4 separate regions of the Homo sapiens genome follow, and regions 1, 2 and 4 are each linked to region 3. The links are chromatin contacts, found by Hi-C or POLR2A ChIA-PET in ENCODE. All regions are on one chromosome and are shown on one strand. Each heading gives the region's core, a stretch centred on a gene start or an enhancer-like site at or near the end of the contact. The rest is flanking DNA. Distances are from core to core; before and after follow the strand shown.

Region 1 (3,356 bases), core at 301-2,800, 160 kb after region 3:
CACTGACTCACCGTGCTATGTTGAGGGAACTTTGTGTACCAAGTGCAACATCATATTCTATTGGCCCTATAACGTTTGGCTAGGAGAGGAAAACTCAGGATGAAAACATCAAAGAGGCAGCAATTACAGAAAATGGGAATGTTAGATGTCACAGAGTATGATGGAATATGCCTGAGAATTCTCACCTTTTATGCAGCCTTAAGTTCCATTGGCTAATAGCTTGTAACATTTACATAAATTGAAGCAGATTGCTATTCTTTTATAAAGGTCATCCTCTTTTATGACTTCAGAACTTTTAATAATTCAGATCTTTGTATTCTGCTGACCATTTTTCTGCACTATAAACCAGTTCATTTTATTTTATACTCTAATTAGCTCTTTATTTAAAGTGTTTTTATTTAAAGTGTTGGCACACAAGTTTAAGATAAGCTAAATTAGCCAACACATATAACTAGCTATTGGGTATTAATCAAAAGGATGATAGTATGGCTTACTGTTAAAATAAAACTCAGTATTTAGATCTTAATTTGCAATTTGAGGAGCTAAACCAGAAGTTTCTCAGATGCATCTATTGCCTCTTTTGCTATCTTGGGAATAGAGATAGGTAGCAATTACAAGTCAAATTTCATTTCTGTAAACTTTAAGATCATGGGTTTCGTTGTTTCATTAAAGTGCCATCCAAAAATAGTGTTCTACATCACCACAATAGCAGTGTTGTCCTCTGGCTGCCATTGTCCTTACCCAAGGCCTAAAAAGCACATACTTGATTTTTTTTTCTGTTTCAGTATTTTAGTCCATCCACTTGTAAACAGATTTCCCACCACAACCCCCAATGCAGTTTCTGTCTGGCAAGATAATGCTGAAACATCATACTCTCACCTTGGGGAAGGGTGGTTGGAAAAGATAAAACCCTTAGCTTCCAGGTCCATCTGCTGAAATTGTCCGAATTTGGCCAGTGTATTATATTAAGTGATAGCAAATGGAGAGAAAAGAAGAAAATGAATCTTGACGAGTGAGCTGCCATCATTTCTGTGGCAGTCTTTACCAATACTGTTAAATTTCTACCCATTGGATTTTTCAGGCTTCTAATTATTGGTATGTATATTATATGTGGTGTTTGTGTAGCCACTCAGGATTTTAAATTTGCTTTGGTTTGGTTTTTTTCATGTTGAATTAGGTGGGAATGTTTGAAATAAACAAGAAGATAAGGGAAGGGCTCTTTTCTTTCCTTTTAAGTTCCAGGATACATATGCAGAACGTGCAGGTTTGTTACTTAGGGATACGTGTGCCAAAGTGGTTTGCCGCACCTGTTGACCCTTCCTCTAACTTCCCTCCCCTCGCCCCCCACCTCTCAGCAGGCCCTGGTGTGTGTTGTTCCCCTCCCTGTGTCCATGTGTTCTCATTGTTCAACTCCCACCTATGAGTGAGAACATGCAGTGTTTGTTTTTATTTCTATTTGTGGCCATCTTCTTGGATCCCGTCAGCCAAACTGGTCTTTTCTTTTTCTGAATCCGTGTAGCAGTTTAACTGTATGTCTATTAAGATTCCTCAGTGTTGTAGTTACATGCGTGAACCTCTCTTCTCTACCCTGTTAGCCTGTTGACTACCCTGTTCTTGCTTCCTTTTTTTACCCGCACTCAATGCATCTAGCCAAAAATAGCTTTGTTGTTGTTGCAGTTGTTCTTAACTGTTCTGGCTGGCTGAATCACATTTAGAATGGCTTTAATAATAAGGAAGGCTTCTTGTTGACTTTAATGAATTCATTCAAGATATAATGTGTATGGTAGGTACAGATGTCACAGTCTTAAAGAGGGTTAAAGAATATCACTGCTTTGTATGGTATAGAGCTTGATGGTGTATGGCCACACTCTGACAATATCCTGGAAGGTTCTCTGGATTTCTTGCTGTAATTCTTTCTAGTTTATTGTCTGTGTATAATTAGACAGTGCTTTCTAAGTAGCAAAACTTGGTTGTAGATACTGATGCAGCTTAGCAAAAAATGTTCTATGATGGCAGTTAGTCCAACTTTTATCTTCTTCAGGGCCATCAGGCCTCTGTAATAATTAGAATCCATAAAAACTGGCTATATTCTAGACTAATATAAAAGTTTTATGTTCTTCAGTGATGTCTCAAGCACATCATAAAGCATCAGTGATCTTTCCAACAATGTTCCTTTGTGCCGGTGATTTGGGTGATCGGAAAAGTTTGCCAGTGGAAGAACCACTTGCTGCCCTGATAAGGAACCAATATTACTATATTTCAAAAAAAAAAAAAAAAAAAAACCCTCTAGGCTTACCTAAAGGACATGAGTAGAGGTAAGGTTTTATATATCAGAGTGATGTTGTAGCCAAGTTACAGTCTCTATGGGGTAAATGAGAAATAATCTTGATCATCACGATGATGGGCTCATTTTTCAAACTACCTCTGTGTTGACCATGCTATCTGCCTTATTGCCTTCATTAAAACATAGCTGTCTCCTGACTCCATGCCTCTTCCTTGTTTCCCTCTCAAGCGCTGTTCATTTTCTCATATCTCACTACCATATAATGTTCTTAATTTACCTCTGATTTATCCATCCTCGGTAAAAAAAAATACCGAGTCAAAAAACATTTTTTTGAGCCTTTTGTCATCTAAATATAGCAACTTTTACCTCTCTCAGAAATCAGTCAACCCTTCACTACATCCTCTGCCTCAGCCTTCATTTCACTGGAGAGGGGAGACTTAGCACCTGGCTCAGTCTTCCATTCCCTCTCTAGTCTAGCCACATTCTTAGGTAAGTTCACCGTCTGCATGATAACTCATGCCAGTTCCATGATCTCCTCATTATTCACACTACTTCATAGTTTGGATCTTGTCTTCAGGAATTGCTCCACCTGTTAAACGTTAAATTGCAACATCTCACTCTCTAGGCTGTTTTTACTCTCATTAAGATCTCTCTTCCCTTAATACCCTTATGCTTTTTCCCTATCCATAATCATCCTTCTGTGTTCATGCTTTTCTCTCTTATCGGTTATACTCTGTGGTCCATTGTTTAAACCAAACTCTTGCTAGTATTTGAACACCTTATCCCTGTTGCTCTTGGGTGGCACACAGTCAGCAGAAGTGCATTCCTGGGTCTTGCCTGCTGCTTGCCTTCTCTATACCTGTACTAGCATTTAGCTCTGCTGGAGAAAATCCCCTAAACCATGCAGATTACTGCCAAATAAACTCTTGGTTGCTGTATTAATTTTCTAGGGCTGCTGTAACAAATTATCATAAACTAGGTTGCTTAAAACAGTAGGAATGGCCGGGCGTGGTGGCTCACGCCTGTAATTTGGGAAGCTGAGGCAGGCAGATCACGAGGTCCGGAGATCGAG
Region 2 (3,335 bases), core at 40-2,539, 140 kb after region 3:
TCATTTTAAAAAATAGGCTAACAAAATATCTCCAGTTTGGAAAAAGTATCTGTTAATTAAAAGGTGTTTAGTTACTACCATACTTAACCTTAAACTGGGTTTTTCAGCCCAGTGAGACTGTTTTATAATTTAAGTCCTGAATCTAGCTTGCATGTACATTTAAATTAGTGCATTTAAATCTAACTTTACATATATTCTATCTTCATATTTTATTGTTGGTTATAACTTTTTAATGGAAGCAATATATGTTAATTTGGGAAAATTTGGAAACATAGAAGTATGCACAAAACTTGCTATAATCCCACTGCCCATAAGTGAACACTATTTTAATTTTGGTCCATTTCTTTTGAGTCATTTTGGTCACACACAGACATATGTGCACCCATACATATGTCTTCGTTATTCTTGGGTTAGGGAGTTCTATATTGTATTGGCATATTAGTTAGGGTTCTCTAGAGAAAGAGAACCAGTAGGATGTGTATATATAGAAAGAGGTTGAGATTTATTTTAAGGAATTGGCTCTTACAGTTGTGGAGGTTTGGTAAGTCCACGATCTGTAGGGTAGGGTGGCAGAGTGGAGATCCCGGGAAGTAGTCGAAGTTCAAGGCCAAAGGCAGTCTAGAGGCAGAATTCTTTCTTCCTTGTTGGGGAGAGGAGGGCACTTCTGTCTTTTTCTGTTAAGGTCTTCATTCACCTGATTTGATGGGGCCTACTCCCATTGTGGAGGGTCATCTGCTGTACTCAGTCTACTAATTTAAATATTAGTCTCTTCTAAAAAATACCTTCCCAGAAACATCTAGAATAATATTTGATGAGATACCTGAGTATCGTGGCCTATTAAAGTTGACATATAAAATTAGCCATCACAATTAGTATGTGATAATTTTGAGTTCCATTTCCCTGATTTGGAAAGATTCTAACAATTATGTTATTGCATATAACATAACACCTATATACATAAAACTTATTCTTTTTAATACATATATGAGTGCCTGGATCTTTATCCCTACTCTCACGAAGTTTACGTTCTGTGAGGAAAGACAGATGATAAACTAATAAGTTAATAAAAATATGTCAGTCATAAGTGCTATGCAGAAAAATAAGGCAGGATAAGGAGAGAGAGAGAGTCATAGAAGGGGTGTAGGGTGCTGTTTTGTTTAAGGTGGTTAGGGAAAGCCTCTCTGTTAAGTTTCTGTTTAAGTAGGGACTAAATGAACAAAGCAGAAAAGCGTGCAGCTGTATGGGTGAAAGGCATTCTGGGTGAAGGGAGGAGCAGCAACTGCACCGATCCTGAGGTGGGAACATGCCCAGCTGGTTTGAGAATAGCTGCTAGTAGTCCCATGGGCGGAAGGAGTGTAGGAGTGGGAGAATTACAGGGAGTAACGTGACAAGACAGGAGGCTGTGGTCAGAAAGTGGGATGCTAGTGCAATAACAGAGTCTGGGGATGAGTAGATGAAGTAGGGGGTAGATGGAAAAGTCTACATCTCTAATCTCTCTGTATTTCTGATCATTTTTACCGTCCCACATTGTGACTGTTTGTTTTAGAGCTGTTTATACTTGTACTCACATTCTACAACAGTTCAGTTTTGCTTTCAGAATCCCCAGAGTTTTATAAACTGAAAGACCAAACTAAAGGGTAGTTACTACTCATCTTTGTGGTGTCTATGGGATTCCTAATCCCATTTAAGGTCCTGTCAGCTGTCTATAATATAAATATTGTTTTGTAGCCCCATGCCCAGGATATCCTCAAATGAATATGAGAGGAACTTACTACTCTTCATGTGTAGGGCCTTTACTTTTGACTTGCCCGGCTCAATTCCTTTATCATAAAATGATGTAACACCTTCTATAGGAGTGTTCTTTGAATATTTCAGTGTTGTGGAAGTCGTCTATGGTTTTTGGAGACTTTGAGGACTCCGTGATCTTAAATTTACTCCTAGTAAAGTTGTGTCGATATAGATATTTTTCTTGTGACTTGGAATAATAGTTTATCAATTTCGGAATGCAGCTGAGGATTGCGGGTTCTAACATCTGCTGTCATCAGAAAGTATTTCATGATCTCTCCCAGCAGTTGAGGCCAAATTTCTGAACACTTTACTTTTTCCAAATGTATTTGCTGAATAATGGGTTTGGTTCTTCTTGGAACTTGTAAAGTTACCTCATGGAATGGAAAAAGAAGGTTTTGCCAACAACTGGAACATGTACTTGACTCCGTAACTATATTCAGCCAAACCATGTTCAGATATTTGTACATGATGTGCTAATCATGTGCCCATTTTGTTATGGAGCGGTTTGGGTTAGTAATATTAACATACTCTGTGCCTGAGCAAGGCAGATATTTCAGTTCACATTGAAGGCCTAAATTATTGGATTTTAAAGAATGTTGATCTGATATATTTGATTGCTAGTTATTTCTTCTGGATGTCTAGGTCATTGTATTTTGTTAGTGTCTTAGTTTTATTTTATTAGCATTTTATATTTTAATATTTCAATTTTGTTATATAGGGATTGTTTTATAAAAAAATTTAGTTATTAGCATTTTAATTTTCATTGAATGTTGACTTTCATGAAATCTTTTAAACAAATTAAAAGATATGAATATGAATTTCAGAAAATGTATAAAAATCGATTTATGCCTTTGTTATAATTTTTTTTAATTTCAGTAAGTATAACCGAGCATCTCAGCTTTGAAATGCATTTTAACACTTTTTTTCTTTAGTCTTAGAATATAGCCTCGAAGTGTACTTTGAAACTCTGTTTTCCTTCTGTTTCCACTAGACACTTCCTTGCACCATGTATGCTTATCTACTATATGCTTGCTTAGAAATTCCAGGGGCTAATTTTGAAACAAACCAGGCATGGAGGCCCTGTGGAACCCTCCCACTTGGGGGAGTCATGAACAGTTAGTCCACTACCATCAGGCTAAAGTCAAAGTAATGCCAAGTGGACCTCCGGATGGGCAGTTACCCGAGACAGCCATCAGAACAAGACACACAGACCCTGTGCCATTCAAACATCTCCTACAGCAAGTTTCCTTTTAAAAACACTATGATAAATTTTAAAACTTAAGATGGGACTTTAGAACACTAGTTCACTATCTTCTCAGTTTGCTGGCTCTCTGTTTAAAACCTGCTTTCCCTCCCACCAAACTTGGCCTCTTGTGTTTGGCTTTCGAGCAGCAAATAGCCAAACCTGGGTCTGGTTACATAAGTAGGTCTGGGATCTTGATAATGGACCATCTGCAATGTTTGTATCTTCTCATTTGACTCAGTATTCAGTAATTAGAGAATAATTAACAGCTATTTTTTATCAAAAAAAATTCTGCACTTCTTTC
Region 3 (3,628 bases), core at 859-3,358:
GTTGCCATTTTATATTAGAGTTACCAGTTTTCATTACTTGAAAGCTCTTAAAATATTTATTTGGGCCTGTCAATCTTCATGATTTATTCTATTGCTCCAAAATTGAGAACCTATTTCTCTATTGATCTGGCTGTTTTATGCTGAATTTTTGTAGTTTTGTCGTATAATTTGTCTATTTATGTATAATTCTTAGCCCAATTGCCATTTTCTAGATGATATAAAGAATTGATCTAAACAAAACATTTTCCAAATTTATGACCAGTGATACTCCTAGTTCTCATTAAATAATCTTTTCTTACTCTCATATTTATCACATTTTAAATTTATGTAGTGAGAGTGAGTTCTGGATCCTTTTTGTGGTTGTTTCGATATAATTTCCCTTTTTTTGTGGTAAGAATCACAAAAACATTTTGTTTTAATTATTTCTGTGTGTTTTTCTTGATATCTCTGCTGTTGATTACATTGACTGGCATGCAGTATGTGTTCAACTGATTTTTACTGACCTGTATCACATTTACAATATATACACATACCTTCTAAGTTTCGATCTTGAGTATTTTTCAATTTAAAAAAATCCATTACTGGCTGATTGAGTCACACCTAGAAATCTTTTTCTCTGTTATCTCCAGAGCATCTCAATTCCTCCCCACCTTCATTTGTTGCCACATTCTTTTGGGAAGTCTGAGAAGTTGAGATAGCAGAATGTGCAAGTAGGGAGGCTTCCAGGTTACTTTCTCAACCTAGTCCTTGCAGCATCCCCACCCCCACGAAGCAGGCAATCTCTTTGCAAGCAGGATGGGGAAGCTCAGAGAATGTCACTGACTTGCTCAGAGTCACACAGCTTGGAGTTATGGTTCAAACTTGGATCACCTGGCTCTGAGTTTGGTATTCATACACATCGCTGACTTTATAGATCTTAAAGTTTTTTGTCTTAGTTATCTAGGCAGTACAGCTAGTAAGTTAGTGAATATTTTTAGGCCAAAGGCTGACATAATGAGATTTGTTTGGAAGGGGCATTCTGGCAGAACACCCACAATAAGATGTAAGAGATATAGCACAACTCCCACCTAGAACTATTTCTCACCACATCACAGGCTGCAGGTGGAGATGCATGGCAACGTTGAGGGAACTCAGACACCCAATCTGATGCACGGCATACCAGGAGGTGGGGAGGGGATCTGCAGAGACCTTTCACTGAGTTTTGGCACACAGACTGCTAAAGGAAAGCCTCCGTGGTGGGCTTGAACATGAGCATAGAAGAGCTCTTTTTAAACACAGGCCTTGAGCTGACTACAGGGGTCACAGGCAGAATAGCAAACAGAGACAAGACTATAAATAGCAGCTGCAGCTGGAAAGCAAAAGACAGGCCTGACCTGTGCATAGTATAGAAAGGACCTCAGGCAAGCCATCAGTCTCACCCTATTGCTCCCTCCCCTTGCAGAGGCCCCTCCCCACAACAGGCATCCTCAGCTCCAGCAGAGAAAGACTATGCATTATCACTGGAAGAGCTGTGAACCTGAACAGATTTCGTCCTCCCCAATCTAAGGAGTTAAAACTTAAAACACGGCGAGTCGACTTCAGATCTGGGGACAAGGCTCCTCCGAGTCCACCCTGCAGGGCTGTGAGCCGATCCTTTATTTCTGCTTGGTTGTCATTGTTCAGTTCTGTCTGCTTAGCCAGATTGGAAATGGTTAGCTGGAAAAAATTATGGTGCTGTCTAACATGATGTAACAAGATGTCATCTTCTAGCTCCAACGCATAAAATGGATTTACAGGAAGGAGAGGAGAAAAAAAAAAAAAGAGCAAAGCCCCAGGGAGCGCTTGACTCAGATAAAAACCACTGGGTTTTGTTTGTGAATGTCTAAAAGCTGCATGTTATTTTACTTAGAAGAACATGAGAACAGACTGGCATTTCAGGGGAAACAAAAGTTGTGGGCTACACAGCCCAGAGGAAAAGTGTGCTGAAAAAACTAAAACTAATATTCATTTCATATTGCACACATATACAAACACACCACAAACCCTATCTACCAATCACACAGACACATAAAATATGTGCCACAAATACCACCCCCGCCCCCAACACACACACAGGGCATACACACAGGAACACATACCACACCCCTTCTAAGCCTCGCCCAGGCATGACATGCACTCACCACCCACACACATTGTCGCATATCCTCTAGCATCGCCCCAACACCCTTGCCACAGTGACAAATACACTCATTCTTTTTACTCAAGAATCCTTTAATTCCTATATCACTGAGCCATGCAGGTGAGCATATATTCTGGGTCTAAGCTTTTCAGAGCTCCCTTTTATGAAGACACATACTGGAAAAGACATAGTGGAAAGAGGGTCAAAGGTTTTGTGGTTCTTTTTAAATATACAGTGGTTCTAGAAAGGCACATTCTAAGCCAATCCTAATATACTGCAGGGAAGTAACATGAATAAGAAAAGATATAATAGGGGCCGGGGGCAGTAGCTTATGCCTGTAATCCTAACACTTTGGGAGGCCGAGGCGGGTGGATTGTCAGAGCTCAGGAGTTCGAGACCAGCCTGGGCAACATGGCAAAACTCTGTCCCTACTAAAAATACAAAAAAGTAGCCAGGCATGGTGGCACATGCCTGTAGTCCCAGCTACTCCAGAGGCTGAGGCACAAGAATTGCTTGAACCTTGGAGGTGGAGGTTGCAGTGAGCCAAGATCATACCACTGCACTCCAGCCTGGGGGACAGAGCAAGACTCTGTCTCAAAAAAAAAAAAAAAGAAGATATGATAGGATTCCGTGGTCATTTGTGTTCCTTAGAACTCCATTACTTTCTTTCTACATTTGAAGCAAGTTCTCATGTTGCCTCGGGGGACTGTCAGTGCCTCAATTATACACATACACCGAAAATAATGGCATAGAAGGAAAGGGAAAGATTGGGCAACCCATAGTCTTTTTAGACCTTCTTCCCTCATCAGCATGCCAAAGGCAGGCGGTGTTGGTAGGATGTCATATATTAGGAAATGAAATAAAAATCATTGAATTAGTTTTATGCAGAGTTTTCACTGTTCTGCTAAAAACTAAGTCCATACACATGTATGAGCTATAAAATATGAATTTTGTAATTTCATTAAACACTCTTATGCCTATATTTAAAACTGGCATTATACAACATAAACATAAATGATAAAATTTATGGTGACAATTTTTAAATGATCATTTTTCTTAGAAGGATCTTATATAGCAAATTTTAAAATGCCATGACAAGTTGAGAGGGAAACTGCAGAAAACAAACAAAAAAGCTTTATATTTTAGTACCTTTAACAACACTCTTCTCCTGCTATTTGAACAAAAGACCCCAAATCTCCATTTTCCATGGAGCCTCACTAATTCTCCAGCAGGCCTGAGTATCTATCCTTTTTTTTTTTTTTTTTTTTTGAGACAGAGTCTTGCTCTGTCGCCCAGGCTGGAGTGCAGTGGCGCGATCTGGGCTCACTGCAAGCTCTGCCTCCCAGGTTCATGTCATTCTCCTGCCTCAGCCTCCCGAGTAGCTGGGACTACAGGCTCCCACCACCACGCCCAGCTAATTTTTTTGTATTTTTAGTAGAGACTTGGTTTCACCGTGTTAGCCAGGGAGGT
Region 4 (3,700 bases), core at 248-2,747, 170 kb before region 3:
TGAGGCTACAGTGAGCTGAGATTGTGCCATTGCACTCTAGTCTGGGTGACAAAACAAGACCCTATCTCAAGAAAAAAAAAAAAAAAAAACTAATAAAAAATAAGAAAGGTGGCTAAAATTTTTATTTTATTTTTATTAACAGAAATTTATATGTGATATAATATAAACATCAATTTAATGTAACTTTAAATGGCCCTGTGTGGTGAGTGGCTGCTTTGTTGGATAGATGATTTAGTATGAGGATGATGAAGGCAGCAAGATGTTTCAGGGAAGCCCAGGGCGTTTGTTTGGCCGACCAACAGCAGAGGCTGTTGGAGCAGAGAATCCTGGGCCTGAGGGTGAGCTTCTGAGATGAACAATGGTGCTTACTTTTCTACACAGTGGAGAATGCAAGACCTGGGAGATTCATGGTGTGTGTAAATGTCAAGGCTTCATTCCATTTGCAAAGGATGGAACTTGGTGATATGGCTTGGCCGTGTCCCCACCCAGATCTTATCTTGAATTGTAGTTCCCATAATCCCCTTGTCTCATGGGAGGGACCTGGTAGGAGGTAATTGAATCATGGGGGCGGTTACTCTCATGCCATTCTCATCATGATAGTAAGTGAGATCTCATAAGATCAGATGGTTTTATAAGGGGCTTTTCTCCCTTTGCTCGGCACTTCTCTCTCCTGCCACCTTGTGAAGAAGGATGTGTTTGCTTCCGCTTCCACCATGATTGTAAGTTTCCTGAGGCCTTCCTAGCCATGTGGAACCGTGAGGCAATTAAACCTCTTTCCTTTAGGCCAGGTGCAGTGGCTCATGCCTGTAATCCCAGCACTTTGGGAGGCCAGGGCGGGCGGATCATGAGGTCAGGAGATTGAGACCATACTGGCTAACATGGTGAACCATCGTCTCTACTAAAAATACAAAAAATTAGCCGGGCGTGGTGGCGGGCGCCTGTCGTCGAAGCTACTCAGGAGGCTGAGGCAGGAGAATGGCGTGAACCCAGGAGGCGGAGCTTGCAGTGAGCAGAGATCGTGCCACTGCACTCCAGCCTGGGTGACAGAGCGAGACTCCGTCTCAAAAAAAAAAAAAACCTCTTTCCTTTATAAATTACCCAGTCTTGGGGATTTCTTCATAGTAGCATGAGAATGGACTAACACACTTGGTGTCCATTGGATTCATTTCAGCCATCAGCTTTGGCAGCCCAATGTGGCTGCTGGATGTGGAGTCCAGGGCTGGCAGAGGGAGGAAGGTGTAGGGCTGGGAGAATCACAGCTGGGGGTGGATTCTTCTAGACCTGCCCTACCCTGGGCTGAGGGTGAGAAATGCCTCTGAGAGCTGCAGAGAGAAGGGAAAATGATTTGTGTTTGTTTTTGCCTTTCTGTAGTACAGAGAGAAGGAGCACTTTGGGGAAAGAGGTTTAACCAGAAGCAGTTTCTTTTGGGAACAGGGGCAGTTCTTTACTCCCTGCCAGTTCCTGCAGGCAGGCAGCATGCCGGCCTGGCCTGCCGCCTCAACCCCTACCTGTCATGTGCTTGGCAAGTCTGACTCAAGTCCTTTTTTCCACTGCCTACCCCACCCGTCAAATTGCAGTTGCAACCTCTCATTTTTCTGCTGCCTAGATGATTAAAAAGCATGACTTAGTGGAAAAATGTTGACCTCCTTGGGGTCAGCCTCTGAAGCAGCTGTCAGAGATAAGATTGTGCTGGCAAATTACTCAGCAGCACTTTGCAAGGCTTTCTGTCTGTCTGTAAGGAAACCAGAAGCTGTTGGTTCTGGGTACTTTTTGTGTTTGGAGAGAGCTACAATTTTGAGGCCCAAATGGGTATAATCTGATAATAAAATAAGATCTCTGATGGAAGGGTTCGATTATTGTAGTAATTTTTAAAAATACAATTAATAGGCTTTGTAAACAAACAAACAAAAAAATTTAAACAGTGCTTGCTTCGAGCAATTCAGGGAGCAAAGTCCTCTGGCAGCTAAGCAGTATCAGAAGTTCAATTCTCAGACCTCTTGCAAGGTCTTAAAAGACTTAATTGTGGAGCTCTCGGTATGAATGGCGCTGTTTGGAATTATTTTAATTACTGTGTTCATATGACTCCCTCTTGCTTGGAGATTGGATGCTTACTGTAGTTCTTTTGAAACTGCTCCAAAGAGGACATTATAGTTTCAATTTTGCTTATGTCCTCAAAGTATTTTATCATCTTTATATTTGCCAAGAACTTGTACCCATCTAGTGAGACAAGAAGGTCACCTCATGTCTCAAAAGGAGAAACTGAGGTGTTTGGGGTTGAGAGGACTTGACCGGAGTTATACAATGGTGGTCAAGGACATAGTGAGCACCTGGGTTGTGTGGCTTAACCCATGCTATCAAGTGAACGCTTCATTTGAAGTCCTACAGGTCTGAGTTTGGATCCCAGTTCAGCTGCTTCCCAGGTGCGTGGCTTTGAGCAAGTCACATACCGTCTCTGTGCTTCAGGTTTCTTATCCACAAAATAGGGTTACAGTAGTCCCCGTTATCTCTGGGGGATACGTTCCAGGACACACAGTGGTTGCCTGAAACCACAGATAATACCAAACCCACATATGCTATGTTTTATCCTATACATCCATACCTGTGATAAAGGTTAATTTATAAATTAGACTCAATGTGAGATTAACAATGATAGCTAACAATAAAATAGAACAATTATAACACTATACTGCAACAAAAGCTATGTGAATGTGGTCTCTCTCTGTCTCTGTCTCTGTCTCACAATATCTTATTGTACCGTACCTACCTATCTTGGGATTGCAGTTGACCGTGGGTAACTGAAACCAAGAAAAGCAAAACTGTGGATAAGTTGGGGGGTGGTAACTAGAATTATTGTGAGGTTTGAGATTCTGCTCAGGAAAAATTTCATCCATCATCATCATCATTAGATTTTTTTCCTTATTTTAATGAAAGACCTGTTTCCAGCTTGAAGTGAAATCCAATGCTTCCCACCCCTCTCCTCCTCTTCGTCCTCTTCCTCCTCTCTTCCTCCTCCTCCTCCCCCTCCCCCCCTCCTCCTTTTGCTGGGCCTGCCCTGCTTGTCATGCCTTTTGCTTTTCCTTGGCTTAGGCTGTCATAGTTAGAATTGGGTTTTCACTCTCCCAGCCCTGACAATGTGGCCCTGGCACAGGTAGGCACAATCCTGGCAGTGAGGTCAGAGGGTGGAGGCAGGGCCAGGCTCTTCACAGGGCAGGTCCCCCTCTCCTCTTGACAGCTTATGGCGCTGTCTTGGATCCTGAAGGTTTAAAACAAGCATTGGGACTGGGAAGCTCACCTCCTGGGCTGGGGCCCTCACAGCTGCCTGGGCAGTGAAGGCCCAGAGTCTTACTCTCCCTCCCTGCTCAGTTTTCCATCTGTGAAATGGGGTGGAGACCCAGCAGCAGCCTAATCCATTTTCCAGAAGGCTCAGGCACTGAAAACAGCAGATGTAGGTTTGAATCCTGGCTCTGCCATGTGACCCACAGAGTCCCGGGTCTTACTATTCCTAGAGTGGCAGTGAGCCCTGAACGAGCTGACATCTGAAAGAGCTTCGTGACCTGTAGTGGGCTTCCCTCCATCGGGGTCCCTCTCACCCACTCTCAGAGCTCATGCTTGGAGGGCGCCTTGTGTCCTCACAGCCCATGGGGGGCTCTGGCCCCACCCAAGAAATGAGGACGCACCCAAAAAGCCCACGTGGCGCTCC

Evidence for each region. Hi-C counts contacts between places; a loop is a spot of excess contacts on that map. ChIA-PET counts read pairs that join two places held with the same protein, here RNA polymerase II (POLR2A). Pooled maps may share reads with other maps.
Region 1: a loop to region 3 is called in a pooled map, with 2.3 times the contacts of the local background. The contact joins two enhancer-like sites. A Hi-C loop is called at or near these places in 2 of 168 maps with a recorded cell type or tissue (cardiac septum and heart left ventricle) and 1 of 50 pooled maps. POLR2A ChIA-PET finds 5 or more read pairs at or near these places in 3 of 52 experiments (A673, activated T-cell and naive thymus-derived CD8-positive, alpha-beta T cell).
Region 2: a pooled map shows a loop between it and region 3 (3-fold over the local background). The contact joins two enhancer-like sites. A Hi-C loop is called at or near these places in 1 of 50 pooled maps. POLR2A ChIA-PET finds 5 or more read pairs at or near these places in 3 of 52 experiments (activated CD4-positive, alpha-beta T cell, activated CD8-positive, alpha-beta memory T cell and activated T-cell).
Region 4: a map of CD8-positive, alpha-beta T cell shows a loop between it and region 3 (2.0-fold over the local background). The contact joins two enhancer-like sites. A Hi-C loop is called at or near these places in 6 of 168 maps with a recorded cell type or tissue (CD4-positive, alpha-beta T cell, CD4-positive, alpha-beta memory T cell, CD8-positive, alpha-beta T cell and 1 more) and 10 of 50 pooled maps. POLR2A ChIA-PET finds 5 or more read pairs at or near these places in 15 of 52 experiments (AG04449, B cell, BJ and 10 more).

The regions. Positions count from the first base shown.
Region 1 is chr2:30,582,686-30,586,041 of GRCh38, forward strand. All of the region lies in intron 5 of LCLAT1 (lysocardiolipin acyltransferase 1), which reads left to right. Among named protein-coding and RNA genes, the nearest start is that of LCLAT1, 140 kb to the left of the region's middle. Within about 2 kb of position 1,551, at least 2 of the 41 ENCODE cell types and tissues checked have a DNase peak (open chromatin) inside an H3K27ac peak, as active enhancers do.
Region 2 is chr2:30,564,667-30,568,001 of GRCh38, forward strand. All of the region lies in intron 4 of LCLAT1 (lysocardiolipin acyltransferase 1), which reads left to right. Among named protein-coding and RNA genes, the nearest start is that of LCLAT1, 120 kb to the left of the region's middle. Within about 2 kb of position 1,290, at least 6 of the 41 ENCODE cell types and tissues checked have a DNase peak (open chromatin) inside an H3K27ac peak, as active enhancers do.
Region 3 is chr2:30,420,488-30,424,115 of GRCh38, forward strand. No RefSeq gene overlaps it. Among named protein-coding and RNA genes, the nearest start is that of LCLAT1, 25 kb to the right of the region's middle. Within about 2 kb of position 2,109, at least 16 of the 41 ENCODE cell types and tissues checked have a DNase peak (open chromatin) inside an H3K27ac peak, as active enhancers do; they include CD4-positive, alpha-beta T cell and CD8-positive, alpha-beta T cell, where a contact is called at or near this core.
Region 4 is chr2:30,251,599-30,255,298 of GRCh38, forward strand. The region is part of intron 2 of LBH (LBH regulator of Wnt signaling pathway); the gene reads left to right. Among named protein-coding and RNA genes, the nearest start is that of LBH, 22 kb to the left of the region's middle. Within about 2 kb of position 1,498, at least 23 of the 41 ENCODE cell types and tissues checked have a DNase peak (open chromatin) inside an H3K27ac peak, as active enhancers do; they include CD4-positive, alpha-beta T cell and CD8-positive, alpha-beta T cell, where a contact is called at or near this core.